2 separate regions of the Homo sapiens genome follow, and region 2 is linked to region 1. A link is an interaction called in ENCODE POLR2A ChIA-PET data of the cell type or tissue named here. Cell type or tissue: OCI-LY7. All regions are shown on one strand.

Region 1 (2,500 bases):
CATGCCAATCTCTCATCAAGAGCTGAGTCAATTCCTTCACTCTTTGAATTTGAGCTGGCCTGTGATAACAGAAGGCTGGGCGCGGTGGCTCACACCTGTAATCCCAGCACTTTGGGAGGCCAAGGTGAGCAAATTGCTTGAGCTCAGGAGTTTTGAGACCAGCCTGGGCAACATGGCAAAACCCTGTCTCTCCAAAAAAAAAAAAAAAAAAAAAAAAAATTAGCCAGGCATGGTGGTGCATGTCTGTAGTCTCAGCTACTTGGGGGGCCAAGATAGGAGGATTGTTTGAACCCGGGAAGTTGAGGCCGCAGTGAGCCAAGATGGTGCCAATGCACTACAGCCTCAGGGACAAAGTGAGACCCTGGCTCAAAAAGAAAGAGAGAAAGAAAGCAAGAAAGAGAGAGAGCGAGAGAGAGAGAATAGGGGAGGGGAGGGGAGGGAATGCAACAGAAGTGAGGCTAGCCTTTAATTTTTTTTTTTTTCTGAGACAGAGTCTCGCTCAGTCATCCAGGCTAGAGTGCAGTGGTGCAATCACGACTCACTGCAACCTCCGCCTCCCAGGCTCAGGTGATCCTCCCACCTCAGCCTCCTGAGTAGCTAGGACTACAAGTGAACGCCACCATGCCTGGCTAATTTTTGTATTTGTATTTTTTTGTAGAGACGGGGTTTTGCCATGTTGCCATGTAGAGACTCACAAATGGTCTCAAACTCCTGGGCTCAAGTGATCCACCCACCTTGGCCTTCCAAAGTATGGGGATTACAGGCATGAGCCCCCACAACTGGCTGAGGCTAGTTTTTAAGAGAACTGAGGGAGGCTGAGGTGGGCGGATCACGAGGTCAGGAGATCGAGACCATCCTGGCTAACCCGGTGAAACCCCATCTCTATTAAAAATACAAAAAAATTAGCCGGGCACGGTGGTGGGTGCCTGTAGTCCCAGCTACTCTGGAGGTTGAGCCAGGAGAATGGCGTGAACCTGGGAGGCGGAGCTTGCAGTGAGCCGAGCTCTCGCCACTGCACTCCAGCCTGGGCGACAGAGTAAGACTCCGTCTCAAAAAAAAAAAAAAAAAAGAAAACTAAAATGTTAGGCCAGGCGCAGTGGCTTACGCCTGTAATCCCAGCACTTTGGGAGGCCGAGGCGGGCGGATCACAAGGTCAGGAGATTGAGACCATCCTGGCTAACACGGTGAAACCCTGTCTCTACTAAAAATACAAAAAATTAGCCAGACATGGTGGCAGGCGCCTGTAGTCCCATCTACTCAGGAGGCTGAGGCAGGACAATGGTGTGAACCCGGGAGGCGGAGCTGGCAGTGAGCCGAGATCACGCCACTGCACTCTAGCCTGGGTGACAGAAAGACTTCGTCTCAAAAAAAAAAAAAGAGAACTGAGAGTTTCTACTTTTCTTCTCTTGGAAGGCTCACTCTTGCGATTTCCCCTCTCAGAACTCAGCCACCATGTTGTCAGAAGCCTGAGCCACATGGGCATGGAGAGACCACAGGTGGCCACTTCAGCTGACAGCCCAGCTGGGCTCCCAGCTGATGACTAGCATCAACTATCAGCCATGTGAATGAGCAGCCTTGAACATTCCAGACCATTCAAGCCCCCAAGTGACTGCAGCCCCAGCCAATATCACATGGACCATAAGAACCACTCAGCTGAAGCACATCAACCCACAAAATTGTGAGAGAGAACATAATGGTTGTTGTTCCACACCACTAAATTTTGGGGTAGTTAGGCAGCAAGAGATAACCAAAACAAGGCCTCTGATTCAACTGCTGTTGATGACAGAGAACAGAGGGTCATATCTACATGTATAATAGGCATAGAGCCTAAGCAGTAGCCCAGGAAATAGTGAACAAAGAGGCCTGGGACACTGGCAAGCCTAGGACTGCAGGTATCAGTGAAATCAAGTGACTGGATGTTCATGAGTAGCAAAGGCATTATAAATGTGACTTATTAAACAAGTTAGACATGTCTCCAGTCAAATATGATTTGACTAAACATACAATTTTACATGCCCATCACTGTCACAGATACTATAATACTGTGTCTAGTAAGTAAGTAGGGACAGTGTGCTGGGACTGGGACTATATGGGACTTCACACATATTCTTCTTCTTCTTTTTTGAGATGGAGTCTAGCTCTGTCACTCAGACTGGAGTGCAGTGGTATGTTCATAGCTCACTTGCAGCCTTGACCTCCAGGACTCAAGCAATCCTCCCACCTCTGCCTCTTGAGTAGCTGGGACTACAGGCACTCGTCACCATGCCCAGCTTATTTTGTTTATATTTTGTAGAGATGGGGTCTCACTATGTTGCCCAGGCTGATCTTGAACTCCAGAGCTCAAGCCATCCTCCTAACTCAGGCTCCCAAAGTGTTGGGATTACAGGCATGAGCCACTGTGCCCAGCCCACACACATTATTCTTAATCCTCACAAGAGTATAAAATGTAAGCATACTAATCACTCCCTTGCTCCCCTCTCCCTCTTTCCTTTCCTAATTC
Region 2 (2,500 bases), 200 kb before region 1:
CTATAACATGCTAATGTAAGTACGATATTTCCCTTCTTTATCAAAGGAGAGCTATAAAGATCCATCAATCACAGGGTGGTGTTTATTCCTCTTCTCGTTCAGTTATACCCTCACCTTGATATCTCTATCCTAAAAATGAAATGATCAAGTTGATTACCACCAATACAATTTACTTAACACAATATTGGAAAAGAGAGGAGGCTGGGCATGGTGGCTCACACCTGTAGTCTCAGCTACTCAGGAAGCCCTGGAGTTTGAGACCAGCTTGGGCAACAAAGGAAGACCTCATCTCTACTAAAAATCAAAATTAGCTGGGCATGGTGTTGCATTCCTGTAGTTCCAGCTACTCAGGAGGCTGAGGTAGGAGGATTGCTTGAGCCCAGGAGATCACGGCTTGATCATGTCACTGCACTCCAGCCTGGGCGACAGAACAAGACCCCCATCTCTTAAAATTTCATCTCGCAGCCAGGTGTAGTGGTGCATGCCTGTAGTCTCAGCTATTCAGGAGGCTGAGGTGGGAGGACTGCTTGAGCTGAGTAGTTCAAGTCCATACTGGACAACATGGCAAGACCACCATCTCTTGAAAAAGAAACTTTTGGCTGGGCACAATGGCTCACGCCTGTAATCCCGGCACTTTTTGGGAGACCGAGGCAGGCAATCACCTGAGTTCGGGAGTTAAAAACCAGCCTCACCAACATGGAGAAACCCCGTCTCTACTAAAAATACAAAATTAGCCATGGTGGCACATGCCTATAATCCCAGCTACTTGGGAGGCTGAGGCAGGAGAAACGCTTGAACCCAGGAGGCGGAGGTTGCGGTGAACCAAGATCGCGCCACTGTACTCCAGCCTGAGCAAAAAGAGCAAAACTCTGTCTCAAAAAAAAAAAAAAAAGAAAAAAGAAAAAAAAAGAAACTTTCATGATGTAATGTTTTCTTGCTTTGCATGTTTCTGTTCTGACATTTGTACTTAGGATTTGTTTTAATCAGCAATGGTGACACAGAAACAATTGCCTATGGAAGATTACTTTCATCTCCCAAGAGGGCGTGCCATGCCACACCAGGCCACATGAGGAAACACCAAAGTCAGTCAGGCAGTAAAGAAGCAAGTGAAAAGCCTAGGCCAGAGCTTTGTTGCTACAGTGGTTGAAAGGTGTGGGGACACCCACTATTGGGCAGGAAGTGAAATACTATATGTTGGGGTTTGTGGTTGGAGGGACTGTAATGTGATGTTTGCACACCCATAAAAGCTGGATTGTAAGGGAAAGCTAAACAACTTTTGTTGTTAGTTTGGCCCTGTGATTAATGGATGCTAAATACATAATCTAAGGAAACATGGAACTTCTTCTTCTGAAAATGTAGGTTTATGTCTTTTTAAAAATAAATTTATATAATAGCCTTAACCTTTGAGACTTATTTTCCTCTTTGAACAATAAATTAGTATATTTTCTCTTCTGTCTACCACTTTATTTTGGTTGATATTATTTATGTGTTGACTTTTGTGAAATGTTTTAAATTCTATTAATAGATTTTTTTTCAGCTTTAAATATCTCTTATTTAGTTTGGAGAAAGAGTCTCACTCTGTTGCCCAGGCTGGAGTGCAGTGGTACGATCTTGGCTCACTGCAACCTCTGCCTCCCGGGTTCAAGTGATTCTCCTGCCTCAGCCTCCTTAGTGGCTGGGACTACAGGCACACACCACCATGCCTGAGTTATTTGCTTTAAATATCTTTTAACTCCTAGCTTTTAAAGACTTCACTATATTTATACTACTATCTACTTTCTCCATTTTTTTTTTTTTTCTTTAAGAGACAAGGTCTTGCTCTCTTGCCCAGGCTGGAGTGCAGTGGTATAATCATAGCTCACTGTAACCTCAAACTCTCGGGCTCAAGTGATTTCCTACTTCAGCCTCCACAGTAGGTAGGACAATAGGCATGCACCACCGTGCCCAGCTAATCTATTTTTTGTAGAGATAGGGTCTCAATGTGTTGCATAGGCTGGTCTCAAAACTGGCTTCAAGTGATCCTCCTGCCTCGAACTCCCAAAGCTCTGGGATTATAGATGTGAGCCACTGCACCTGGCCCCTTTTGATTCCTGATTTTTCCTTCCTCACTTAAAAATTTACATTGTGGTCTATGGCAATAGTCTCCACATCTTAGTTCTGGTCCTATAGTTAAACATCTGATATACACTGCCAGTTCTTTTTATTTACATTTTCCATTCATCTTCGTTTGCGGGAAGCCGTATTTTAGTAGATTCTCCAACAATGGTTCACATTTCCTGAGTTCTTGTATGTTACAAAGTGTTTGTTGGATTTATACATGATTGATAGTTTGGCTGGCAACCCTGTAACATTTGAATCCTCTCACAACATATGAGAAATTCTGGTCTTATTGATCCCACCACCTGAAAGTAGAACCAGGAAAACTCCCTAGCAGCCTATGAAAGGGGCATATAACATACCCTTTTTCAATCAGATGTCTTTGTATGCAACTTCTTTTTTG

The links. Peaks named below come from ENCODE experiments on the same cell type or tissue, not always from the same donor. Only the 100,000 strongest peaks of a DNase experiment are listed, where the experiment ranks them.
Region 2: POLR2A ChIA-PET joins it to region 1 with 13 read pairs; 4 of 35 experiments call an interaction of 5 or more read pairs at or near these places.

What each region holds. Positions count from the first base shown.
Region 1 is chr20:5,797,187-5,799,686 of GRCh38, reverse strand. All of the region lies in intron 2 of SHLD1 (shieldin complex subunit 1), which reads right to left. Among named protein-coding and RNA genes, the nearest start is that of SHLD1, 48 kb to the right of the region's middle. RefSeq lists an enhancer at 1,365-1,564. In OCI-LY7, no CTCF peak of the experiment used is centred here; a DNase peak (open chromatin) is centred at 1,476; H3K4me3 peaks cover 1,052 bases; H3K27ac peaks cover 2,500 bases.
Region 2 is chr20:5,995,578-5,998,077 of GRCh38, reverse strand. It overlaps MCM8 (minichromosome maintenance 8 homologous recombination repair factor), which reads right to left. Exons shown (of 19, transcript NM_032485.6): 19 at 1-2,500. The region is part of intron 3 of MCM8-AS1 (MCM8 antisense RNA 1); the gene reads left to right. Among named protein-coding and RNA genes, the nearest start is that of MCM8-AS1, 9.0 kb to the left of the region's middle. In OCI-LY7, no CTCF peak of the experiment used is centred here; a DNase peak (open chromatin) is centred at 1,107.